Linked DNA regions of Homo sapiens: all the other regions are linked to region 1. The links are chromatin contacts, found by Hi-C or POLR2A ChIA-PET in ENCODE. All regions are on one chromosome and are shown on one strand. The core of a region is the stretch at or near the end of the contact, and the rest is flanking DNA. Distances in the headings are between cores, read along the strand shown.

What was found. A loop is a pair of places that touch in the nucleus more often than their neighbours do. ChIA-PET counts read pairs that join two places held with the same protein, here RNA polymerase II (POLR2A). Pooled maps may share reads with other maps.
Region 2: a pooled map shows a loop between it and region 1 (37-fold over the local background). The contact joins the promoter of PASK here to the promoter of HDAC4-AS1 in region 1. A Hi-C loop is called at or near these places in 1 of 37 single-sample maps with no recorded cell type and 9 of 50 pooled maps. POLR2A ChIA-PET finds 5 or more read pairs at or near these places in 1 of 52 experiments (H1).
Region 3: a map of naive thymus-derived CD4-positive, alpha-beta T cell shows a loop between it and region 1 (13-fold over the local background). The contact joins the enhancer-like site here to the promoter of HDAC4-AS1 in region 1. A Hi-C loop is called at or near these places in 1 of 168 maps with a recorded cell type or tissue (naive thymus-derived CD4-positive, alpha-beta T cell), 4 of 37 single-sample maps with no recorded cell type and 13 of 50 pooled maps. POLR2A ChIA-PET finds 5 or more read pairs at or near these places in 1 of 52 experiments (BJ).
Region 4: a loop to region 1 is called in a map with no recorded cell type, with 8 times the contacts of the local background. The contact joins the promoter of UBE2F-SCLY here to the promoter of HDAC4-AS1 in region 1. A Hi-C loop is called at or near these places in 2 of 37 single-sample maps with no recorded cell type and 8 of 50 pooled maps.
Region 5: a loop to region 1 is called in a map with no recorded cell type, with 39 times the contacts of the local background. The contact joins the promoter of SCLY here to the promoter of HDAC4-AS1 in region 1. A Hi-C loop is called at or near these places in 4 of 37 single-sample maps with no recorded cell type and 10 of 50 pooled maps.
Region 6: a map of CD8-positive, alpha-beta T cell shows a loop between it and region 1 (9-fold over the local background). The contact joins the promoter of DUSP28 here to the promoter of HDAC4-AS1 in region 1. A Hi-C loop is called at or near these places in 7 of 168 maps with a recorded cell type or tissue (CD4-positive, alpha-beta T cell, CD4-positive, alpha-beta memory T cell, CD8-positive, alpha-beta T cell and 3 more), 14 of 37 single-sample maps with no recorded cell type and 20 of 50 pooled maps. POLR2A ChIA-PET finds 5 or more read pairs at or near these places in 1 of 52 experiments (H1).
Region 7: a pooled map shows a loop between it and region 1 (32-fold over the local background). The contact joins the promoter of PER2 here to the promoter of HDAC4-AS1 in region 1. A Hi-C loop is called at or near these places in 9 of 37 single-sample maps with no recorded cell type and 13 of 50 pooled maps.

The regions. Positions count from the first base shown.
Region 1 is chr2:239,399,758-239,403,223 of GRCh38, reverse strand. It overlaps HDAC4-AS1 (HDAC4 antisense RNA 1), which reads right to left and starts at 1,788. Exons shown (of 2, transcript NR_135575.1): 1 at 1,688-1,788; 2 at 867-1,149. HDAC4 (histone deacetylase 4) reads left to right here and starts at 2,204. Exons shown (of 27, transcript NM_001378414.1): 1 at 2,204-2,246. RefSeq lists an enhancer at 996-1,125 and silencers at 1,256-1,525, 1,796-1,915, 1,936-2,375, 2,386-2,555.
Region 2 is chr2:241,147,666-241,151,131 of GRCh38, reverse strand. It overlaps PASK (PAS domain containing serine/threonine kinase), which reads left to right and starts at 1,660. Exons shown (of 18, transcript NM_015148.4): 1 at 1,660-1,718. PPP1R7 (protein phosphatase 1 regulatory subunit 7) reads right to left here and starts at 665. Exons shown (of 10, transcript NM_002712.3): 1 at 585-665. The coding sequence starts at 636. RefSeq lists silencers at 244-583, 1,714-2,073, 2,134-2,193, 2,244-2,293 and enhancers at 874-1,033, 2,547-2,706.
Region 3 is chr2:237,693,660-237,697,125 of GRCh38, reverse strand. The region is part of intron 1 of LRRFIP1 (LRR binding FLII interacting protein 1); the gene reads right to left. Among named protein-coding and RNA genes, the nearest start is that of LRRFIP1, 68 kb to the right of the region's middle. RefSeq lists enhancers at 1-42, 2,365-2,544. Within about 2 kb of position 1,830, at least 23 of the 41 ENCODE cell types and tissues checked have a DNase peak (open chromatin) inside an H3K27ac peak, as active enhancers do.
Region 4 is chr2:237,964,997-237,968,462 of GRCh38, reverse strand. It overlaps UBE2F-SCLY (UBE2F-SCLY readthrough (NMD candidate)), which reads right to left and starts at 1,518. Exons shown (of 19, transcript NR_037904.1): 1 at 1,331-1,518. UBE2F (ubiquitin conjugating enzyme E2 F (putative)) reads right to left here and starts at 1,449. Exons shown (of 10, transcript NM_080678.3): 1 at 1,331-1,449. RefSeq lists a silencer at 1,226-1,405 and a cis regulatory region at 2,922-3,466.
Region 5 is chr2:238,059,215-238,062,680 of GRCh38, reverse strand. SCLY (selenocysteine lyase) reads right to left here and starts at 1,680. Exons shown (of 12, transcript NM_016510.7): 1 at 1,538-1,680. The coding sequence starts at 1,626. All of the region lies in intron 8 of UBE2F-SCLY (UBE2F-SCLY readthrough (NMD candidate)), which reads right to left. RefSeq lists silencers at 1,471-1,920, 2,061-2,270.
Region 6 is chr2:240,558,182-240,561,647 of GRCh38, reverse strand. DUSP28 (dual specificity phosphatase 28) reads right to left here and starts at 1,291. Exons shown (of 2, transcript NM_001370465.2): 1 at 571-1,291; 2 at 1-318. The coding sequence starts at 963. The coding sequence ends at 181. It also overlaps a transcript of ANKMY1 not described here. RefSeq lists enhancers at 73-432, 463-532, 565-706 and silencers at 803-852, 1,033-1,442.
Region 7 is chr2:238,286,701-238,290,166 of GRCh38, reverse strand. It overlaps PER2 (period circadian regulator 2), which reads left to right and starts at 1,557. Exons shown (of 23, transcript NM_022817.3): 1 at 1,557-1,818. It overlaps LOC112268433 (a long non-coding RNA gene), which reads right to left and starts at 2,298. Exons shown (of 3, transcript XR_002959458.2): 1 at 2,270-2,298. RefSeq lists enhancers at 1-43, 1,118-2,012, 2,097-2,619 and silencers at 810-1,079, 1,420-1,569.

The DNA of each region.
Region 1 (3,466 bases), core at 539-3,038:
TGGATCCACCAACCCTAGATTTTAAAATTTGAGTCTTTGATGCTGGTTTCTTTCAACTGTGAGAACACGGAGATTCCTTTGAGTGTGATTCATTTGACTCTGTCAAATACCTGTATGTGAAGTCCCAAGCGCGAATGCTCCCAGGCATTGGGGTTGTCACCCCACCTTTCTCCTTATACACAGCTCACAGGATAGCGTGTTTGCTTTCACTGCACACTATCGTACTGAATTGCTCTGCACTGGCTGTGCACCGGTCTCCTTCAGACAGCCCCTCTGACACATAATGGCAGACACAGCCACCCAGGCCAAGTTTCTCTTTTCCAGACATGGCGAGTGAGGTTCTTGCACCATCCACCCAACGTCTGCGTGGTGCCTCACTCTGCTGGAGTGCCTCTCAGGACTCCTGTGAGGACTAAATGGCACGCAGCAATGGGGCTACCCATTCCTTCTAATGGAAATCTACTTTTTAAAAATTACCTCTGCAAGCATTAGATCCCAGAGCTCGTTTCACGTGACTTTTTGCGCAGGCACTTCTCTTTGTACGTGAAAAACTAACTTTGGTAGACTTACAGGCAGGTTTTAATATTTTCTCGTGATTGTATGTTTTTGAGAATCCTGTCAAATGATACTGAATCTTATCTAGATGTTAGCTAGCTACAGACCCTGTTTCATTCTACATGAAAATTAGATAGTGCACCGTTTCCATCAGCAGCCAAGTCTCCAAAACCCCGTAATTGCTCTCCTTTTCTTCAGCTGTATCTTGTTTTAAAGTTCTCTAATTCACCATTCCTTTCCTTCTAAGTTTAGCCTAAGCATTTCTTGCAATGACCAAAGTTTTCTAATTATTAATGAGATATTTAAGGAAATGTAAAATTGGCATTTTTATTTTGCTAACTGTATTTTTATCCACATAACTAGTTTCCCCCACCAAGAATCACAGGTCGAGAATGCTGTAAAAACGGATCCTTTCTCAGCTCCTAAAAGGAATGGCCTACAATCGAAGCGAACGCGCATCTCCGCCAGGTCCGCAACCACAGGCCCACGCCGTCGGGCCCCACGAACCGGCGCGCGCTGTCAAAGGCGCTTCCTCCCTGGAACGCGGGATTCCGGGGACAGTGTGTGCACTCAAGTTGAAAAGTTGTCATACTCCTGTTGGAAAGAAACGGAAACATCACCACCAGGAGGGTGGCCACTGAAGACCCTCGCCGACACCTGCTGGCAACCAAAGGCGCTTCCGGGGATCTACGGGCCGACCTGTAACTCAACACAAGCCTCCCAAGCCCTGCGGCCTTAAAACAACGCCCACCCGGGCGGTGCGCCGTTCCCGCCACCTCCACGCCTGCCTGGACCCGGACTCGAGACCCTGGCGGCGGGCCGGGCTCCCTCCGCCTGAGCAGGGACGCGGCGAGCGCATCCCACGACCCTCGGCAGCCGTTGCAGGCCTGGCGGACCTACACCCCACACCCTCACGGCCGCGTTCCCGCCGCGGGGCAGGGCGAGGCCCACGGCGCCTGCGCACTCAGTGACCGGGCCGCCCTGCGCCTCCGTGCGCACGCAGCACCACGTGACCCACTGCCAGTATCCAAGATGGACGCCGCGGCGAGGCCTGGCCGGCTCCCCGCGTTAGCCTGCACCCCATTGTGTGCCCTCTAAGCGCGAATTAGGCTCGCAGACATGCGGTGCTGACCGCTAGGCAGCCATGCGGGCTACCGAGTGCGACCGGACACGGCCGGGGCCCGTGTTTACGGCCACTACTGGCCCCCGGTCCCTGCGCCTCCTCAACCGCGAAGCACCCAGCGGCTGGCGCCTGGAGCGTCTTTTGGTACGCCCCACCCTCTAGAATTGGCAGCTCCAGCAGCCAATGAGGTCCAGGACGCGTGCGGGGAGGCGGGCAGGGGTGGAGCCTCTCTGCCGCTCATAGGGCATCCGGCCCCGCGGTTGAGCAGCCGCTGGGCGAGGGGTGGGAGCAGACGGGCTGTGCGCAGGTTTCAGCGGGCCAATGGAAGGCCGGCCAGGCGCCCGGGGCGGGCGGGCGGGAGGCGGGGCCGAGCCGTAATTGACGAGCTCTTCATTAGAAACCAGGCGGGAGGGCGGGGCCCGCAAGGGGAGGTGACGCAAGGCTGCCGCAGCCAATGGTTGGCGAGCCGCCGGCTGGCTGGGCGGGGCCGGGCCGGCTGACGGGCGTGCGGGGTGGCCTATCGCCGCCTGGCTCGACGCTGGAGTGGGGAGAAGCATCATGGTTCAACGTGGGTCAATTTTTTGTGAATGAGGAGGGGAGGTTGTGGGGCCGCCGCCGCGGAGCACCGTCCCCGCCGCCGCCCGAGCCCGAGCCCGAGCCCGCGCACCCGCCCGCGCCGCCGCCGCCGCCGCCCGAACAGCCTCCCAGCCTGGGCCCCCGGCGGCGCCGTGGCCGCGTCCCGGCTGTCGCCGCCCGAGCCCGAGCCCGCGCGCCGGCGGGTGGCGGCGCAGGCTGAGGAGATGCGGCGCGGAGCGCCGGAGCAGGGCTAGAGCCGGCCGCCGCCGCCCGCCGCGGTAAGCGCAGCCCCGGCCCGGCGCCCGCGGGCCATTGTCCGCCGCCCGCCCCGCGCCCCGCGCAGCCTGCAGGCCTTGGAGCCCGCGGCAGGTGGACGCCGCCGGTCCACACCCGCCCCGCGCGCGGCCGTGGGAGGCGGGGGCCAGCGCTGGCCGCGCGCCGTGGGACCCGCCGGTCCCCAGGGCCGCCCGGCCCCTTCTGGACCTTTCCACCCGCGCCGCGAGGCGGCTTCGCCCGCCGGGGCGGGGGCGCGGGGGTGGGCACGGCAGGCAGCGGCGCCGTCTCCCGGTGCGGGGCCCGCGCCCCCCGAGCAGGTGGGCTCCGGGCCGCCGGGAGTGAGGGCGGGGGCGGGCGGGCGCCGGGGCCGGCCGGGCGCCGTTTATGTAACTTTGTCAAATGCTGTGAGTTTGCAGAAAAACGTCCCTGCCGGGGGTCCGCGGCCCCGCGCTTGTCGTCGCCGCTGCGAGCGCCCGGGGGGTCGCGGGAGGGCGGGGGGCTGCCCGGGACCCGCTCGGCTCAGCCCGCAGGGCGCCAGCAGGCCGAGACGGGGCCCGGTCCCGCTCGGGGGTGGGATCCGCGTTTGCCGGCGTTGCGAAAACACACCACGGAATCATAAGCAAATTATCTCGTATTTACATTGAGCGTTGAATTATTTGACACTGTTATAGGAGGAGACCGTGCGTATCAGTTGGAAAGGCCGGGGGTGGAACCCAGTGTACTCATTTAATGCACATCAAAAATTTGTAATAACTTGAGGCAGCTGATATGAGTGTTTTCTTTATTGCATGTTGTAAATTGACCTGCTGTGACACAGTTTTCAAATAAAGCGTTGCAGAAATTAAACTTAAGTTATTTTAAAACTAATGACTTTCTTCACTAAATCCTAATTGCATGACTGTAGAGACCTACCTAATTGCTTGCTGAGAGCAGTTC
Region 2 (3,466 bases), core at 411-2,910, 1.7 Mb before region 1:
TGCATGTGGTTTTTTTTTCCAACAAAGTGAATGAGGAGGAAGAAAGTTGAATTCAGACTTTTTGGAACTATGACAGCTTTGAAAACAGGTATCACCTTGTGTAACTCAATCTTCCGGTTCCTTGTTACCCCTTCCCAACAGTCCATTCGATTTCAAGAGAAGACCCTTCTCCACCCTCACCACGTGAACCAAGGAGCAGACTCTGGTAGATCCCAGCGCCTCAGTTTCCTCGTCAGCTGACCGAGGAGGCTCCCCCGCCCGTCAATCTCAGAGGCTCGGGGCGAGGCTCCAACTGGACTGAATGGAGCCACCGCGTCCCATTCAGCCCCACCCCCGGCCTGGCCTCGCGCCGCCGCTCTCCCCCTAGCTCTGGGTCCTTCCCGGCCGCTGCCGCCCCCGGGCCGGGGCTCCCCCGAGGTCCAGCGCCTCCCCCGCTCCCCCGGGTCCGGCTGTCAGCTGTCAGGGGGCCGCGCGGCGGCGGCCAGAGGCAGGACGTGGAGTTTCTCTCAGGCACGGAGCAGTTCCAGCCCGCAGCTCCCCCCGCCCGCTGGGCCCTTGGGCCGCCGCCCGCAGGGGCCGCTCACCCTCCATCATCTCCTGCGACTGTTGCTGCCCCGCGCCGCGTTCCGCCGCCATGTTGGCTGCTCTTCCCCTTTCCGGAATCTGTCGCCTCAGACCCCTCAGCCAATCAGGGCTCCCGCCTCAGAGCCGGCCCTGCCAATGGGATTCCGGCGCGGCGACTTCAGCCGCGCCGCGCCTGCGTGGGCCCAGCGCCTCATGGGAGTTGTAGTTCCGTCATGAGGCCGCGCGCCGCGCCTCCCCCAGAGCAGGTAATTTCAGGCGGCGGAGCCGGAACAGTCTGGAGGCGAGAAGCTGGGAAGGAAAGCAGAGGGAGTCGAAGCGGGACGCACAGAGCCGTAGCTGCAGGCAGACGGAGTGGACGTCTAGGCAGAGTGGAGAGACGCCCTGGGCTTGAGAGTTGACTTATGTCACTGTCTCGACCTCGGAGGCGTGGAGGGGCCGCGGGCCAGGCGGATCTTTCCGTGGCTGCAAGGTGCGGGCCAGTCCTACGTGCATCCCTGACCTCTGCGAGCCTCGCTGGCTGCGTCTGTACAATGGGCCGAACGGCAAGAGCAACAACATTCTCCCGGCGTCCCCGCGCGGATTTTACCCATGCGAAATGCCGCCTTCTCTTGACGCTCGGAGCAGGCGGGCAGGTGCGGGGCACTTGCGCTGGTGGGGCCGCTAGCCAGCTGGCTGGCTCCGGGGCGCCAGCTGGGCTCCCCTTGCAAGTCGTTCCCAGCCCAGTGCGGACGCTGCAGCCTTCGTCTACCCTGCGGAGCCACCCGGCCCATGAACGAGCCGCCCCGCGTCCTCCGCCTTCAGAAAGAGGCCTCCAAGAGGCGAGCTCTGCGCTACTCACCCATTTTGATCGCGAGTCGGGAGGAAACCGCATCTGCCCGGCCCGGGGGCGGAGGCGCCCATTATTCCTTTGGCTCCTCCGAAGCGCCGTAGGGGTGTTTGGTGCGTCCCTAGCAACCCTTAGCGCGGGCTTCTAGACTCTGGCTAGCTTAGTCCCGCCCATACGCGCAAGTGGCTGGTCCGTGGAGCTTGTCAATCGGTGCTAGTCGCTGTGCGATTGGTCGGTGGGATAAAAGCGCGGAAGGGCTCCTTTCCGTGGTGTGTAGCCGGCTTGGCGTGACCCTCGCCTGATCCAGGTGAGATACCTGCGCTCGGGAGAGCGGGCCGGGCTCCGCCATCTCCCCAGGGCGGCTGTGGGGCCTGCGCGGCTCCGCGCCCCTGGCCCAGGAGGATCCGCCGCCCGACTCTTAGACCAGCCCGACCCCGGGTCTCCCGCCCCTGCGCCCGTCGCCCTTCGCGCACCGCCGAGCCCGCGTCCTCTCCGTGCCCAAATCGCGGCGGGGTTGCGGCCGTTGGCCCTGGGCCCCGCGCCCCCAGCGTCTTCGGGGTGCCCTTCAGTGTAGCCTGCCCGGTGGGCGCCGAGGCCCCGCGCCTCGGGTCGCCTCGGGACCCTGCGCTCTCTTCACCGCAGCCGGCCCTGCGGGGCGAGCTCCAGGAGAACCAGCCCGGATCCCGCCAGCCTCCTGCACTGGGCGTGTGGGTCCCTGCGGGCTCAGCCGGCGCCGCGGGGTCGGGGGCGCGCGCCGCCGGCGCTCGTGGTTACAGCAAAGACCTGGACTTGAGCCTTAATTTTTTCACTAATTTTTCTTTCCCAGAGTACGGCAGGGGCCTGCGCTGCCGTCTTGAGGCCTTTCTCGTCCTTACCTTCCGCATCTCAGTACCATTCGATGTCCATTTTTCTCTTAGGGGTTCCCTCTCTTCATCTTTCTGCTGCTACCTTAATTTAAGACTTTATAATTTCTTGCCTGGATTACTGTAGCCTTTCTCCTGCTTTCCAGCCTTGCACCGACATGGTCCCTGGAGTAATCTTTGTAAAATGCATATCTGGCCATGTTACTCCTAAGCATTGAATCCTTAAAAGTTCATTTTGGGGATAAAATTAAGACTTTGGGCAGGCATAGGAGGCTCTGGGCTCATGCTTGGCCCTTCCAGGCCCACGTCCACCTACTCTTCTGGGTACTGAACTCCTCTCTGGGAGGCTTTGCCTCTGAAAGACTTCTTCACTCTGCTTGGTAGGGCCCGGCTCTGCAGGTGCCTCCTCCAGGACTGACATCCTTGCTGTGTTCTACTGCACTGTTCACCTTGTTGGCCTCATCCTGAAACTGGTTCTCCTTTTTGTTGTACAGCTGTGCTGACAGCAATGGGAGCTGTTTGCTTCTTAGCTTATGTTCTGGTGGGAGGGGGACAGTTGCTTCTAGAAGTTCGCCGAGATGCTCCCTGCAAAGTTGTCCTTGCTTCTGTTTGGTCTGAGGTGGGGTCACTTGTGTCTTCTGGAATCAAAACTAGCAATGGGAATATGGTTACTCGGTGGCACCATTAGGTGCTGTCTGCTGGGTTTGGGTTCCCGTGTCTGCAGCTCACAGTGGATACAAAGGACAATTTTAAAAATTTGGGCCTGGACGTGCAGGTATTTCTGGTTAACGTCTGAGTCAAAATTTAGTGATCTAAGGTCATGTGAAGCCAGACTCTGTTCTTTCTTGAGGCCAGGCTGTGGCTGTGGAGTGCACGGGAGGCTCCAGGGGCCTATGCTGTTCAGTGACAAACTGGCCCACGTGGACTTCAGATGCCCAGGAGGCACAGCGGGAAAAAGGATGCATCTTTCCTGCTGTCCTCCCCGCTCCCGCAGAGGGTCCCATCAGTTTCCCTCCTGGATAGGCTTGTAACTCTCAGTAACCTAATTAAACTTCCACAACTTTAGTTGGTATTTATTTACTTTCTCCCATGAAGGACAAAAAATTGCATGCCCTTACCCTCCCTTTGCTTTTTTTCCCCCTTTCCATTTCATGTTAGTTACTTTTACAAAGAAACTTCTGTAACATTTACA
Region 3 (3,466 bases), core at 581-3,080, 1.7 Mb after region 1:
CGGTTGCACCTGGGAAACGGAGGTTGCAGTGAGCTGAGATTGTGCCATTGCATTCCAGCCTGGGCAATCAAGCACGACTGTCTCAATAAAAAAAAAGAAGGAAAGTAAGTTCGTTCTTTGAATGTTCTCTTCTGTCTGGAAATTACCAGGCAGAGAACAGAAAAGTTTGACAGAGTGAAGACTTCCCAGTATGCATTCAAGACAAGGACTTCTGTCCTAAGAGGCAGCTTTGGTAAAAAGAAATCCTTCAGCCCCAATACTGGGGTATGAGACAGCAGGGCTGCCAAGAAAAGCTGACAACAGCGACAAAAGCAGCAGCAGCAGCCGTGGCAGCCACAGCTATATCTTGCACATTTACTACCTGCCAGCCCCTGCCTGCAGCATTGCATACAGTGGTGACAGTTATCAGTACCAGTTCCGAGTCAGCAGGCCTGGGTCTGAACTGGCTCCACTGCTGACTAGCTGTGAGGGCTTGGAAAGTCCCTGACCTTTCTGAGCCTCAGTTTCCTCTTTATCTGAAAAACTGAGAGAAAACGATCTGCTCCCCATGAGGTTACAGCAAGGGTTAGAGAAGACCTTCACATAAAACACCAGGTGGGCGCAGCAGGGGTTTGGTAAATATTAGCTACTTTCACTACTTAGTGTCTTCTTTGACAGCTACTGACCTAAGAGTATAAATCCGGTTCAGAGAAGTTTAGAAGCACGATGAGAAGACAAGCATGCTAAGGCACCCACCTAGCAGAGAAGCAGGAAAAACTGGGGAAACTTCAGAGGAGGGGGACAGAGGTTCTCAACCCACAGGGAAAGCCCACTCCTTTCCCTAGGAAAATCACACAGCCACGTGCCACATACAGTAAAAAAGACAGAAGGATCACAGGTGGCGTTGCTTTGATCATCTTCATTACACAAATAAATGAAACATTTTGGTTAAAATTAAGAGTAAATCTTCATTATAGTGATTTAAGATAAATTACTTCTCTACTACAAAGTAGTTATACTTTAGATTCAAGGGAAAACTACTTACCTAGTTTTAAAGTTGTAAAGTTACAATCCCAAGGAGAAACCACTGGAAACACTGGCCCTTTCCAAAATGAATGAATGAGTCTCGGAATACATATAATTTCTGTTGCCAGGTGTGTGTGTGTTTTGGTTTATTGTTTTGGAATCTGGCCTGGGGCAGGGGGATTATACTACTGGTCTATAATCAAATACATGGCAATTTTGAATGATTAAATCTTGCATGTAGTCAAAATATTTAATTTGGGAGAAAGAAACGAATTTACTTAATTTTATCTAGGTAGTCTGAATAATAAAAGTTCTAGTAAGTCCATTCCATGAAAACAAGCTTCTTTATTTAAAAAAAAAAAACAAAAAACAAATTTGGGCGGCCTCCAGTAATAACAGTGAGGTAATAAAAATCCTCTTCTCCTGTCCCATGTCTAACACGTAGTGAGATGTAATGGACTTACTGATTGGTGAAGAGGTTGGTAATCTAAACATTATGGCCTCTGGGGCTTCAAGATCACTCCTTTAAATACGAGCAGATATTCTGGAAGCACTGGCATATGAGTAACCAGTCATAAACAATTCCTTTGCTGAGTCACACAGCCTGATTTTTCGGGGATAAGAAGTTCCTCTTGGACATTGCCTTTTGAGGACCAAACATGCTGCACCAACATTTAGTCTCACAATTCTGTAGGGATTGGATAAGAATCTCACTATAATCAGGTAACTCTCCAATCAACTTCGCTGAAACACCGTTCTGCAACTATAAATAACTTGATTTCCTGTGCTCAGCATAAGTGGCAGTTGAGACTGCAGGGTTTTTTGAAATTTGCTAAGGAGGCTTCCGCTGTGGGATATTAACTCAGGCTGAACAGAAACTGACTCTTAAAGAAAAAGGGAAATTTAGTCTCCATCTTTGCCCCAGTAGGACACTCTCAATACTACTAGAAAAGACCTACCTTACTATATTTATGTCTTACCTGCCCGGGGAAATGACATGCCTAAAACACACACCATATGATTCCACGCTCCACCATCTCAGACTGAGCTAGAGCAGGGCCAGCCCGCCTCGTGCCAACTGATTCATCCCCATATTGGTCAAGACTCCACTCTCCCACACCTGGGGACCCTGGCCCAGGTACCTATAATGAGATGGGACTTGGGAGACTGTGTGTCCACGCTCTCCCCTAACAGCCCTTTCTTGGGACAGTGCTGGTCATTTAGAAGGGCTGAATGCTAATCAGTATGTGGAAAGAGAGCGGGGTGACACAAGCCATCGCAAACACAGGGAAGTTACAAAAGCTGCAGAAATGCACAGTGTCTCCACTGTCCGCATCGGACCCTCTCCTACAGCTCCAGGGCTGGTGCCCACTTGCTGAAGAAGCCCAGGCTCCCACTCAGATCCTGCTTTTGTCTTCTAGTTGAGGTGGAGCTTGCCAAATCTACTTCCTCTGACCAACCCGGCTCTCCTCTGCATGGGTGCGGCCCCCAGTCCCTCCTTTCCGCAGGAGACCCATCCCTGAACCCACGGACACAATGCAGAGCAAGAACTGGCACAAACCAGTGTGAAACACCCACAACCACTTTCCTGTGCCTATACCCAGCCCATGGCCCAGGGCAGCCGCTGGGTGACGCCCTACCCCCCACCCATGATGACCCCCAATTCCCATCACCACTCAGCACATTTCCTTCCCTACCTGAACATTAGCCTCTTAACAGGAACTGCATTTTGCTTTTGTTCACCATGTCTCACTCTGATACAGTTTTTGCTACCATTTACCAAGAAAAGCTCCTACAGGTTCACAACTTCTCTCTGAAAACCCTTGGGGCCATGATTCAGAATTCAGCATTTTTGGACATTAGAAACGTAGTAAGATGCATACACCATATATTCTGGTACAACCCAGAGTAGCAGCCCTTAATCAAAGACATCAACAAGACTGCAGAGAAACGTAAGAAAATTCACACTCAGAGGGATCAGTGAAGACCAAAACTAGCCCCCCATTGGACAGGGCAAGTCTCACTGCCAAAATTCTGCCACAAACTTATAAAAACAAAACAAAACACAAACCTTCCGGTCTTCAAAGCTTATTGGGTTCTGGAACTGGGGGTGAGGGACAGTGGGCCTGGGCTGATCACATAACTACTCAGTTGGACACAGTCCAGACTTTCCTCTCCCTTCCTCCCGGCAGCATCTCGAAGTCATCTGAACCCAGACCCGCCCAGGAGGCTCCCAGCCTTAAGTAATAGACCCTGTAGCCAGTGCCTTAGCTGCTCCAGGTGTGCCTCTACCTACTCCTCTGATTAGCCTGTCCCTAGTTTCCTCACATCCTGTTCTCAATGTTTACTCTTCCCTTCTCCAAGGACTCTAAGTCCAGCAGGCAGCTCTTCACCTCCATCCTCCTCCTGCCATCTATGGTGTCCCAGGCTGCTCCTCAGAACACTGGCACCGCTCAACCAC
Region 4 (3,466 bases), core at 269-2,768, 1.4 Mb after region 1:
CCAAAGGGGCCCCGATCAGGGCACAACAAAGTCCACATCCCACTCTTCTACAGAATGCCAGTGCCCAGGAACCTCCTGCTCGGCACAGGAGTACGCTGGTTGACCGACCATCTTTGGAGCCCAGCCCCTTTTACGTTCAGCAGTAAACCTGCCCCTTCCTGCACTGCCTACTACCTGAAAGGCAGGTATGTCCAGGTGGGGGGTCCTCAAGCCCCACAGCACTAAGCTTGGTGTGATTCTGTCTCTCAATCTCTCTCTCTCTCCCACCTCTATGCTCCCCCTTGCCTTCATCTCACTCCTCAGCCAGGATTCCTCTGCACCAGGCAGGCCAGTTTCCTCTTTGTTCCTTCACAACACCCTGTTCATTTCCAGAAGCTTCTATTCAGTCTGATACCCAGGTCTAGAATGCCCTCCTTCCCTTCACAAACGAATCCTACCCCTTCCTTAAGGGGAAGATTCCTACCTACATCCCAACATCTCCTCCTCCAAGAAGCTTTCTCTGGCTATTCCAACCCATCCTGCCCCCACTTCCAGGCGGTCGGGAATGCAGAGTGGGGGGACCCAATTCTCTCCTGTGACAGATGAGGAAACTGAGCCCAGGGAGGGGAAGGCCACACCCAAGATGACACACCAGCAGAACTAGGTCTGGAACCAAGACTCTGCTGCACTAATTGTTCCAAGATGCCCTTCCTTCCTCGTCTCCTTTGCTGTGGTAAAAATTTTCCAAACTAGCCTGGCCGCCCCCAGTTGTAGGTAAGCGTCCATACTTACTCTTCCCGCTGCAGGTACGAGGACCGGGCGCGAGTTGTCACTCCCCTCACCTCCCCCGCTCCTCACGGCCTAGCGCGACTCCTGCCCCGATCGGGAGTCCAGTCCCGGTTTCTGCGGCCACGTCGGGCCGGTGACCTTGGCCAGGCGCTGGACGCCCCGCTTCCTCCGTACAAGGCAGGCAGCCGATCCCGCGAGTGGGGCGTGAGCGCGGCCAGGTCTGTGCCACGCTCGGCCCAGGGCCTGGTTCACACCAGGTGCTCGGCGCGGGCCGTCCCCCGCCGCCGCCGCCGCGGTCACTCACTGCCGGGCGAGGCCAGCGCCCCGGCCGCCGACGCCGCCTCCGACCCCCGGCTCGCGGCCCGCGGCCCGCGGCCCCTTCCCATTCACGCCGCTCGGCCTCGCGTCCGGGTGCCCGCGCCCGCCAGGCCCCCGGCGTGAGGAACCCGGCGGGCCCGAGGCGGCCCCGCCACCGCCCGCGCCCTCCGCCCGGCCCGCAGGCCAGCCCGTGCACCGGCGGCCGCACCTCGCCCCGCCGCAGAGCCGCACGGTCGCTCCTCACCTGGGCTCCCCGAGACAGGCGAGGCGGGCCCGGCGCCCAACACCATGCCCGGTCCGGGCGGCTGCTGCGAGACGCGGCCCCTCACAGCCGCACCGGCTCCCGGCGGCGGGACCGGAAGTGGCGGGGCGGGGACTCGGCCGCTCTCGCCCGCGGCAGCCGAGACAGCAGCGGGCGCTTTAAAAAAAAAATTCAAAGTCGCGAAAAACTTTATTTGGAACCAGACACGCGAACAGCGGCGTGCGCCGATCGGGACTGGGCTGGGCGACGGGCCTCTCGGACCTCGCTCATTGGCAGAGGGCGCGGCCAGGGGGCGGGCACGGATTTCGCAACCGCCGCTGATTGGCGAGTAGCGTTAGGGGCGGGGATTCCGAGTTGGCTCTGGAGCCCGAGCGCCGGAGGGCTGGGGGTTTTGCACCTGGTTCCAACACGGGTTCACTTCGTGGTCTGCAGGGTTTAGGGGCACGGAGGAGCCCGGGCTATCCTTCCCTGAAGGAGCGGCCTCCGTGGCTGGAGCTCCCGCTGTCCAGCGCCGCACCTGGAGTGCAAAGGACTGGACAGGCCCCCGCAGCCTGCAGTGCAGGCGGTGAGGGAGACCGGGCGGTCAGACACGCAAGCCACGACCAACCCCAAACCGTGTGCTGCGCCCACAGGCCCCACTGTTCTTGTCATGTCCCTTTTATTCCTTCTTTTCTCTCTTAAATGTGTTTAAAGTACCTTAAAAATCCATTTCAACTTGTCCTCTTTTGGGCGCCCAGATTCATCCCGCGCCCATTAGCGTCCTGTGTGATTGACGAGGGGCCGTCCTGGGCGTCAGGCAGGCCCCTGGAGGAGTGGGCCATTAGAAAGATGAGGTTCAGCATGGAAACGGTCAGAAAGAGACAAGGAGTTAGACTTTCATTTCGAAAAACCCCACTGAGAGGTTTCTAACAGTGGAGTGACTATCAGGTTTTCTTCCTAAAGGAGGCTGGCGGGCCCGGTGGCTCACGCCTGTAATCCTAGCACTTTGGGAGGCCAAAGTGGGAGGATCCCATGAGCCCAAGAGTTTAAGACCAGCCTCCTGATGGTGGCAAGACCCCATCGCTACAAAAAAAGAAAAAAAAAATTAGCCGCGTGGTGGCGCGCGCCTGTAGTCCCAGCTACTCAGGAGGCTGGGATGGGAGGATCACCTGAGCCCAGGAGGTTGAGGCTGCAGTGAGCCGTGATCGCACCACTGCACTCCAGCTTGGGTGACAGGGCAGACCCTGTCCCCATAATAATAATAAAGGCTTTGGCTCTAAGTGAGTCGGTGGGAATGGAGTCAGGAAAACTGGTCAAGAACACAACTCAGCCGGGCGCAGTGGCTCAGGCCTGTAATCCCAGCACTTTGGGAGGCCGAGGCAGACAGATCACCTGAGGTCAGGAGTTCAAGACCAGCCTGGCCAACATGGCAAAACCCCATCTCTACTAAAAATACAAAAAAGCCGGGCGTGGTGGTGCGCCCTTGTAATCCCAGCTATTTGGAACGCTGAGGCAGGAGAATTGCTTGAACCCAGGAGGCGGAGGTTGCAGTGAGCTGACACTGCACTCCAGTCTGGGTGACACAGCAAGACTGTTTCCAGAAAAAAAAGAAAAAAGAAAGAACACAACTTGTGTTATTTCTTGTGTTTGGGACCATGTCTCTCCCTTTTTTGCCCGGCTAACTCTCAAGTTTTCCTAAGCTAAGACACCAACTTCTGATAGGCCTCAAAGCCTGGGGGTGGGGTGGGGCAGTGCAGGTGCCCTCTGTGTCTTCCTTGGAGCCCTGCACTTCCCTCTTCCTTATTGTCATGGCCTGTTTCCCTGACTAAGCTCAGCTCCTCAGCCCTCCTCTTCCTTCTTCCTCCAGCGTCACCTCCTGCCACCCCCTTTCCCATCCTGGAACATGCAGGTGATTAAAACACATCTGCTGGATAGAGATTGCATGCGCTGGCGGCATGAGTCCTGGTGAGAGGAGATAAGGGCTTGAAGATTGCAGTGTGTGAAGGTGCAGCCGGAATGGCGTGAGCACTTGTCTTACTCATAAGCGTCACTGTCTGCAGAATGGATTGCACCACACATTGGCCCACGTAGGCCCAAATTCCACCGCTGTGGATGAATGAAGTCATTTCTAGCTCCATT
Region 5 (3,466 bases), core at 431-2,930, 1.3 Mb after region 1:
CGGCACTTTGGGAGGCCAAGGCGGGCAGATCACCTGAGGTCAGGAGTTCAAGGTCAGCCTGGCCAACACGGCGAAACCCCATCTCTACTAAAAATACAATAAAATTAGCTGGACGTGGTGGCACGTGCCTGTAATCCCAGCTACTTGGGAGGCTGAGACAGGAGAATCGTTTGAACCCGGGCAGTGGATGTTGCAGTGAGCCAAGACTGCACCACTGCACTCCAGCCTGGGTGACAGAGTGAGACTCCATCTCAATTAAAAAAAAAAAAAAAAATCACTCAATAGGTACAAGGCTTTGACAAGTTTGACTCGCCATCCTTTACCACTCTGGTACTAGTATTAATAGTCCTAGGAATCCCCCAGCCCGGCTTGACTTTGCATGTGCCCTTATATCTGTTTTTCTTTCCTATAAATAAGCATCCAAAGTACCTTAGGCTAGCTAGTGTTTGTTGAGCGACTGTAGCTCTTCAATCTGCTGCTGGGCTGAACAAATCTATTTTGTTCAGATTAATACTTTACACATTCCTTTGCTTCATTATTTGCTGCTTCCTTAAAATGCTATCAGTATTGGATGAGCAGGCTCAACTTTGTTAGCTTCATAACCAAAAAATAAAAAATCTTGGGAATCTCGCTCCACTGATTCCCTAGGGGATATTTTCCCAGATCCCTTCACTTTGTTCCAACCAAGGTAGAATGCCAAATGTGTGTGCTTTAGGCCTGGACCCCCTCATATTCTAAGCATGGGTAGCGAATGAGCTCACAAAAAGGAAAAAGAGGGGTCTGGAAAGAAGACACACAAACCAGAAAATGCATACCCCTGCCTCCTGCTCTTCTCGGACTTAACTAGTATGGATACCACGTGCTTCGGGTCTCCGCGCTTCTCAGCGGTGGCCATCCCGTTTCCTGCAGCTGGGCCAGCAGTCTGGGAGAACCCTTGATTCCCTTTCACCTGCCCCAGTGCACCAGCTTCCTACCAACGCATCCGTTTCTGGGCGCACACCACATCTCTCTCCTAGGTTGTTACAAGATCCCCAACTGGCTTCCCGGCTTCCTCTCGTCCCATGCCTACCCGCGCCCCTACTTTCTAGGAAGCAGCCAGAAGGACTCCTTCAAAACACTTAAATTGCATCGCCCCGTGATCAACTTCCGAGGCCCCATAAGGCTCCGAATGAACCCCAAAGTTCTTCCCGGGCTCAGGGGCTCTGCCGGTTCACCTCCGGCAAGTCCCCTGCCCTTCGCATCTGCTGTGCCCTCTTCCTGGCAGGCTCTGCTTCCCCAGAACCTGCAAACCTCACCCCTGGAAGTCACTCGGGTTTCGGCCCCAAAGTCACCTCTCCGTGGGCCCTTGCGGGGCCACAGCTCGCACCCGCTCCTCCTTGAAGCTCGCATCCCTGACTTAGGCCGACCTCGCGGACATCCCCGCGCGGGACGCCCCACGCGAGAGCGGCCACAGGCCGGGAGCCCCCTTCGTCCTCCCGCGCGGGACAATCGGCGACAGGCGCCGGCCGCTCCCCAGCCCTGCCCTAAAGGCGCGCACCTCTCCGGCGAGTTGTGTTTCCCGCAGCCGCTGGGCTGACTCGCCGCGGGTGCCGGCGCATCCCTCCCCGGCGCCACGGCCGCCTCCATCCCCGCCCCACTGCTGCCGGGCATCCAGCCTCCTTCCCGCGGAGCGCTACGGGCCCAGAGCGCCGGGGAGGAGGCGGGGCCGCGACGCCCGGGCGCGTCCGGATTGGCTGAGCGAAGCACCCCAGCCAATCCACCCGCTTCAGAGGGCCGCCGAGCCCCCAGCGGGGAGGCGAGGCTGCGCTGGGTCAGGTGACGGGTGGGGGCGGGGCTTAGCGCGTCACAGAGCTTCCCGGGAACCGGGCGCTAGAAGCCGCGTCTCCTGGGCCGGCGGATCCCCGCACTTTCACTTCCGGGGGAGCCCCGTGACCTTTGCTGTCTGCGGCAGGGCCGCCATCGGGCCGCGGCCGGTTAGTCGGCGTAAGAGCAGGCGGGGCCCGAGCTGGACCTGAGGAGCAGAGGCGGCTGGGCAGTCCTGCGGGTGCCTCCCTCTAGCCGCATGAGCGCGGGACCGTGCACTCCGGGAGAGCCGGGGCCGCGCGGCCTTGTTCCCCGCGAACCCTCGAGGGGAAGTGCCGGGGCCGCGGCAGCAGGGCCAGGGCCCCGGGGGTCTCCCGCAGGCCACCCTGGACAGTGATGAGCAGGTCCGCTGGACCTGCGCGTCCGTTAGTCGGAGCGGCTCCATAGGGGACCTGGATGGCGTGAAGTTAAGAGTCACGCATCGAGGATGGACTTGAGGGGATCTGGAGTAGAGGATGGGAGGGCATTGAGAAAATAGGGCCAGAGATGAGGGACTCTAAGTGGGCGTGGAAACGCAGGAAAGATTAATTCAAGATCTGTTTAGGCCGTTAAATAGGAATTGGGGCATGAGGGACAGGAAGGAAGCAAGGATTAGACAAGTGACTGGGAAGATGTTAGTGCCTTTATCTGGGTAAGAGGGAAGACGGGAGGGGGAAAGATGATGGGTTTAGCTTTGGACATGTTGAGTTGTCTGTGAGACAGTCACAAGTGTAAACATCCACCAATGGTTGGTGTCCCGCCAACCATTAAGAAAAGTCAGTTGAGAAAGTGGTAGAAATGAGCAAAAATCCTCACGAAGCCATCCTACCGTCACTTTTTTTGTTGTTTTTTGTTTTTTTGGCATAATAGTGTCTACCTTTAATTGAGCCTTGAACTATGCCAGGCAGTGTTCTAGGTATTTTTCGTGTGTTCACTAATTTAATCTTGATGATTAACCCAGTCTGGTAGGTATTTATGTATGAGGAATCCAAGATACAGAAAGGCATCTTGCCCAAGTTCACACGAGTAGTGGCTGGAGCCAAAATTCGGTTTCAAGCATGCTTTGCCAAGAGGTTGAATTTTAATTGGCTTTTCATGGGCTTTCTCTATTTTGTGTCCTGTTGGGGTCCAGAATAACTTGGCTTTTCCAGCACAGCAAATCTGCAAATTTCTGGACTCATTCTCTCTCATTCTTCCCTATAAACGCAGCTCATTTCTTGCCAAATGCAGCCAATAGCAAAGGGCCCACCAACATTTAAGAAGCAAATGGATGCACAGGAGCATGAGAACAGTCAAAAGAGGAGGAAAGGAAAGGGAATTGAGAAGGAATGTCAAAAAAGTCAAGAAGACACATAATAGTGTAAAGTGTGGCTGAGAGGCAATCCGAAGTCTACTGTGCGTAACAATTAGGAGGCACTGATAAACTAGCGAGAGAAGTCTCAGTGATGGGAGAGGCATGGAAGTTAGAATGCAAAGATGGGATATGAAAAAATGAAGAATGCAGTCAACTCTTAAAACGGTTGAGAAAGGAGGAATTAAAAAGGCGTATAAGATTACAGGCAAGCTGGGCGCGGTGCTTCACCCCTGTAATCCTAGCACTTTGAAAGGCTGAGGTGGGTGGATC
Region 6 (3,466 bases), core at 42-2,541, 1.2 Mb before region 1:
TTTTGTGTCTGTAAGATAATTTGTGCATCACCTCAGCCGGAAATATAAAATTAAAAGCACTATGTTTCACACACACACACACAAAGGAAAACTCGATATGACAGTGAGGAAGAAGGGTAAAGACCAGCCTTCTGTATCAGTGCAGGGACATCCTTCCTCCAGGCAGCAGGCCTTCAAGCTTCAAGCCTCAGGGCCCAACCCTAAGGCTGGGGGCTCTCCCTGCAGGCAGGACTGGGCCTGGAGGGCCTCCTCATACTTCTGGAGCTGAGACCAGAAGCCCGGGTTCGGTTCTGCTACCGGGCGAGCGCTCTTCACCATCTGCAAACAAGAAGTGTACTGAATAACCCCAAGTCGCGCTAATGGCCAGCAGGGGCCAAGGCGGGCCCAGCTGTAAGAGTGGGCCCCGCCCAACCCGGAAGTGCCTCTCTGCTTCCCTAAGCCCGCCCTCACGAGAGAGACCCGCCCCTCCCGGAAGTGCCTGTCCCAATCCCGAAGCCGGCCCCGCCCGGAAAACTCGTCCCCGGAAGACACGCCCCTCTCGAAACACCGCCCCCCTAAAGGCCCGCCCACCTGGAAGGCCTTCGCCAGGCTGAGGCCGCGGTGCCGCATGAGGTACGCGGTGCAGACGGCGGCCGAGCGGCTGCGGCCGTTCTTGCAGTAGACTAGGCAGGCGCCGCCGGCGCGCACCGCGGCCTCCATGGCGGCGCACGTGGGCTCCAGGTGCGCCAGCAGGTCCTCAGCCGGGTCGTCGAACACGGGCACGCGCAGCTCTGCCACGCCGGGCGCGCGCGGGCCGGGCTGCTGGCGGGAGACGTTGACGCACAGCGTGACTCCCGCGCGCGCCAGCTGCTCCTCCGCGCCCGCGGCTCGCGCGCTCCCGAGGAAGAGTGAGGGCGCGACGCGCACCAACGGTGGAGGTACGGGCGAGGCGGCCCCGCGGCGCCCAGCTTCTGCCGGTCCCATGGCGCCCGCCGAAGAGTCTGCTTTTGGGCCCTGAGGATCTATTTTGGGGGCTCAGGCGCCCGCCCAGGAGTCTATTTGTGGGAGCCGGGCGGGCCGCCGGGCGCCCCCGGGTCCTAGAGGCCTCCGAGGTGGACCAGGCTGGGGCTTGGGTCCCCCGCGGGCGCTGGGCCGGGACAGGGGGCTTGGGTCTCGTTGGGGCCGGGGCATGGCGGGAGGTTTGGGCCTCACCAGGGCGCCGGGGCCTTGGACCGCTCTGCGTCCCATGTTCTCTGTCCCCGGGCGCCGTCCTCCCCGCCCCCGCGGCCTGTGGCACTGGGCTTGCGTCTGTGGCTCTTGGGCGCAGCGCCCTGCCCGCTCTACTGCGGCGTCTGGCGCGGAGGCGTGGCTTGGCCGGGCCCGCCCACTTCGCGTCCGCGTCGTTCGGCTAGGGCCCCGTGGCTACCCGGTGCACGTGGACGGCGGGCTGCGTGGTTCCCGTGTCTTCACCCTTTCCCTAGTGACTGCGTTGTCGGCTTTACGTTTATTCCTTTTTGTGGCCCGCTTTGTAATTGGTGCATTTTTTTCTATGTATTATAACACATGGCTCATAAAATAAAACTAATTTCTATTTTCATCACTTCTTCATAGACCACACTATTCCTTTTGCTGTTTCTAAGTAATTTATTGGGGTCAGCATTGTAACTTTAAAAAATTTAATATCACTTAATGTCCATGAAATTGCCATTTAAGACTCCTTCAATTTTTCTGACATCTGGTAATTTTCAGGCAATGGATACACTGAAAAGCAACTGTCTCAACAGCCCTACAGACATTTAGCAATTGAAGTTTCAGTTGCATACAGTCTCTCTCTGGGTTATCGTCATTGCTTTGTCCATCAGCCTTCTAGCATTGGTAACTGTCAGATCTTTATTGCAGCCTGGGGTTCACTCTTGAGCTAAAGACTCAAATATGTCTGCAGCCAGGTCTTCCCTGGTTGCAGCTCCAGACATCACCTCCGTGGAGGTCTTATCAGCATCTGTTTCCCACTTCCTCCACCCTAAGGAAGGACTCCAACTTTCCTAGGATGGAGGAGTGGAATTCCCTTTTTTTCCCTGGCGTTCATGGGAGCCATTGATTAGGTTGGGACACTGTCTCCCTCCGCTTTCTAGGAGTTGGCTCTGTCTCTGGCCAAAAGTGAAGGCCACACTCCCGTGACTGCTCTGGGAATGAGCTTGGTGTCTAATAACCCATGAAGGAGAGAGCACTTTGGAAGGCTCCTCTGTTCTCTCATGGCCATAAGGGGAAGCCAGCCTTGGGTGAAAGCAGAGGAGATGGGAGAGCCAAGGTCCTTGATGCCACTGTTGGGCCACTGAAATGAATCAAACAAAACCTGAAGTCCCTCCTCCTCCTGGACTGTTTCATGAATCATCATCACCCTTTACGGTTGGAGGATGGTTGAGGTGGGTTTTCTGCTCCAAAGCCTGCTACTTGAACCATCATGCTCCCACTCCATTGAGGTAATGGATTGGGAACCAATTCATCCTAAGTGTCTCTGCATCTCATTGCCACACTTAGTCTGGGCCAGCCTCTGTCTCCTGGACTTGGTGCTAGTCCCCCACAGTGTAACCAGAATGTGCTTGCTAAGAACAGAGGGTTTCTACATGTTGGTTCTGACTCCTTAGCAAGTTGTAATTCACAACTAATGTGGGTTGTGAAATCAATTCTGTGGGTCATGATCAGCATTTTAGTTTTTAGAGAAATAATAGACTACATGAAAATATTAGAGTGCATGCATGTAGTATGCCGAACTTTTAATGAAACATTTTTCTGAGTGGTTTGTACTGGGTCGTGGTGTAAAATGAGATTTTAGAGAGAAGTGAACTCAACAGACAGGCACTGGCGTGTGGAGGCAGAGCCCCTAGAACCCCAGAATCCTGGCCCAGCCTTAGTCCTTAGTCCCCGGAAAGCTAGCCAGTGGGGAGGGCCAGGGCATCAGCTCTTCACACCCCCTGCCCTGTTCTCAGAGGCAGTCTGGGTTGAGAAAACGCAAGCCCTGCACCTCCAAGAGCCTCTCCCCTCTTTGCAGGAAGGCCCAGCTGTTTCCCACCATGGTGCCTCTGTACATCCCAGTCCAGTTCCTGAAATGCGCTCTGTAGCCTGGAGAGCTCCTGCGCATCCTGTGAAGCCCCATCAAGAATCCGCTCTCCTGCAGTCCTTCCCCGAGGCCCTCGGAGGGTCCAAGACAGCCAATCCCTCTTCTCTGCGGTGACTCTTGCGGCCTCCCTCATCTCGTTCCCTCCGCAGGCCTCGAGTTACCCTTGCGCCTTCCACATTTACTGAATGAACAAAGGCCGGGGCTGGAATCAGGCAGGGCTTGAGCAAGTCGTGGCTCCACGTGCTAGGTGATCAGGGCAAGTTAATTAACACTTGGGCCTCAGTTTCCTCAGGTGTCCCACGGCGCTCCCTGTGCCCCCATCACGGGAGTGTTGGGGGAATTTAGCGCTTTCTCTCCCAGGGGTACTCG
Region 7 (3,466 bases), core at 308-2,807, 1.1 Mb after region 1:
TATTTGCCCTGGTTTGCATCTGAGAAGTTGCACACACACCTTGTCAAGTAGAAGAGAAGGAGTTATCACACTCAGGAATTCCTGATGTGGGTTCATAACTTTTCCTTCTGTCCCATCCCTGGTCCCCAGGTGAGTCCAGGTAAAGAAGAACAAGAAGAGTAAAGAGAGATGCTGCGGGCTCCAGCTTCTTGGACAGTCTCGCCTTCCCCATGAGAGCCTACACATTCAGAGCCTGCTGCGTGGGAGCCTGAAAGCTCCTTCCTGTCCTGTAAGTCTCAGGCTTCTACCCAGACCCGGGGAAATTGTACTCTTTCTCCTGACACTTTAAATGGAAGTTTAGAGGCTCCACATGCCCCACACAATGCTTACCGAAACAAGGTGATGCAGGGTCCCGCGCTGTCTCCCAGGACAACCTCCTACCCCTGGCTCCTGCGTCTCTACGGCTTGCACCGTTGTAAGGCGTCCCTTTCTCAGGGCCCATCTTACCCGCCTTGGAAGTGCTGCCTTTCTCACGGAGCCTGTGGGGATAGCTCTGGTTAATTTATAGCCCACATCGCCCAATTTAGCATTTGATTAAGTTTCCTTTTTATGAGATAGTCCTTTCTCCCTAGTGATGCGCTTGGGGGCAGGGACAACATCATTTCTTTCTTTTGTACCTCCCCAGAGTAACAATGACTCTATTTCCTGAACCAAAAATTGCAACACGTGGTCTCAAAAATAAGAAAGGTCACTTGGTAGCTGCCGGGACAAGTGTCGACCACAGGCACCTCAGAGGCCCGGGTGGGCGTGCCCCCGGAGCTGCTGCAGGGCGGTGCTGCCACCTTCTCCTGGGCTGCTCCGGGGCCCCGCGATGAATGAGTGAGTGAATGAGTAAATGAATGAATGTGAATGCGTGAATGAAGCATGCCGCGCGGACTTTCCCGCGGCCCTGGCCGCTGGGGGCGCGCCTCTGGCCGGTGGCCGGAGGTGGAGGTCTCCCTCGTCCGGCTTCGGCGCGCCGGGTCTGCCAGGCCGGCCGGAGGTGCGCAGGAGCCCCGCGCCCAGCTCCCCCGCCCGCAATGGTACGCGCCACTCCGCGCTCCCCGAGCTGGCGGGCTTGAGGGCGTAGTGAATGGAAGGCGCCGACGCCGGAAGTGGATGAGACCACTAGGGAGGACGACGGGTAGCACGAACGCGCCGCGTCTCCATTGAGGAACCGACGAGGTGAACATGGAGTTCCATGTGCGTCTTATGTAAAAAGAGCGACGGGCGCGGCCACCAATGGGCGCGCGGCGTTCGTAGGCCCCGCCCCTCATGTATGCAGATGAGACGGAGTCGCGGCCAATGGCGGAGGCCGGGGGCGGGCGCGGCGCGCGCGGTCACGTTTTCCACTATGTGACAGCGGCGACTCGGCCGCGGCGGAGGCGGCGGCGCTGAGGGGATACGTGCAGCTGTGGGCGGCGGCGGCGGGCGCGGGGCCGGGCGGACAGAGCCGCGAGTCGGCGGAGGGACCGGCGGACGGGCTGACGCGGGCGCGGCCGGCGGTAAGTGGCGCGGCGCGGCCCCGCTGCGGCTTACGTAACCGCCGCCGGCGCGCGGGCCTCGGGCAGGTCGGGGTCCCAGCGCCGGCTCGGGCAGCGGAGGCGCCGCCGGAAGTTCCTTGGGCTGCTGGACTCCTCGGCTTGAAACGGCGCCGGCGTGGGGGCGTGTGCCCTTGGCCCTGTCCCAGGTGGAGAGTGGTCGAGCCGCGCGCAGGGTGCGCTCGTTTGAACTGCGGTGACACCGAGGGTTGGGGACTCGAACCCCCGCTTCGCAGCTCAGGAGCCTGAGGTCCGAAAGGTGAGGCAGCGTGTGTAGGGCACCGAGCTACCGAGTGACTGCGCGCGGGCTGCGGTTCCGTGGGCGATTCTCTTTTGGGAACCCTCCCTCCCCTCGCATGGGGAAGGCCAAGGAAACCAAGGGTCAGCGCAGCCGGCCCTGGGATCTGGAGGACCCTCGGGGAGCTGACTGCCTCTTCTGAGGCCACAGGGCTAAGTCCTGGGCTGGGGAAGGGCCATGGAGGGGCGCTGATCTAGGAGCTTTTCCTGGACACCCACGGGTCTCCTGGAATGGGTGATCAGAGGGACAAGGAAGTCCCGGTGCCAAGCCAGGCCTGGGAACCTGAGGGCGGGGAGACCCTCTAATGTTCGCCCCTTTGCCTCCCCTGGACCACCCTGTATTAATTCCCTTTCCCCGGACTGGATAGAAGGGAATGGGGGTGTCCACTCTTTGGTGCAGCAGTCGCGCCTACCTTCTGGGATGTACTTTGGCTGCCAAGTCCCAGACATAGACCAGGGGGTGGGAGGTGGCCTGCTTCCCCCTTCAGGAAGGCCAGGGTAAGGGATGACGAGTTGGTTGCCAGGGTTTCTGTAACCTACACAGAAGGAACCCGTTTGGAAAGCTGATTCATACAGAACAACAGAGCCAGAAGGCACCCTGAAAATCACCCAGAGTAACCCCTCAGCCTGACAGATGAGCAAACTGAGGCCCAGGCCCAGGCTGTCTGCAGGATCTTCCCATCGTCCTGGGGCAGGATGAGCTTCAGAGGTTCAGTGATGGCCTCCACTTGCGTGCTGAATCCTGGGTGGGCTGGAATTTGGGAGGAAGGGCCTTAAGTCCGGGAAATGTGTTAAGAACCCCACACGGTGGCTAAAGCCCCACATGGACGCCTCTCACCTGTATATGGCACAGCAGGACTGCTAGACTTCTTGGCCCACCCTCTACCCCCACCTGGGGCTTCTGGTCCCAGGCTGGGTGTGCCTGAGAAGAAAACAGGACTCTACCTGAAGGCTTTATTTGGAAATTGAGTTTTAAAATACAAGGTGAATTGATTTTTGTGTGCTATATGACTATAATGAAGAAAGGGACTCCGTTTTTTTTGAGTGGAAGCTGTGTGGTGTGCCAGCGCGGGGATGGCACCGTGGGTGTTTGCAGTTATCTGTCACTGTCGCCTTGGTATGATTCATTGGTACAGAACTAACGCAGCCCTGGCTTTCTGTGGAGACTGGAGTGCCAGGTGGGAAGGGGGAGCCCTGTGTCAGCCAGCTGGCTGCTGCTGGCTCCCAGTCTGGGCCTCAGTTTCCTTGTTTGTTTGGAGGGGCTCAGATTGGGCAGTCTCAGAGGTCTACTTTAATTCCCAGGTTTTTGGTTTTCTGTTACCCTACAGATGATTTTTCCCAGGTTTCTCGCAGGAGACAGAGGCTTCTGATATGCTCTTGCCTTTGGGCCAAGTAATGTTCTCCTGTGAGCCACGTCTGCAGTGCTTACAAGGAAAAAGGAAAGATTCCTCTCCTGTGCACTACTTCTCGTACCCACTGAACTTTCTCAAAAATACTGGTAGTCACACTGCTGTTTTTAAGCGATGATGTAACTTCACCAGGACTCGGCAAACCACGGCTCTGTCAGGTCATTGAACAGCTGGCAGGGCCACTTGGCGTTTAGTCAGAAG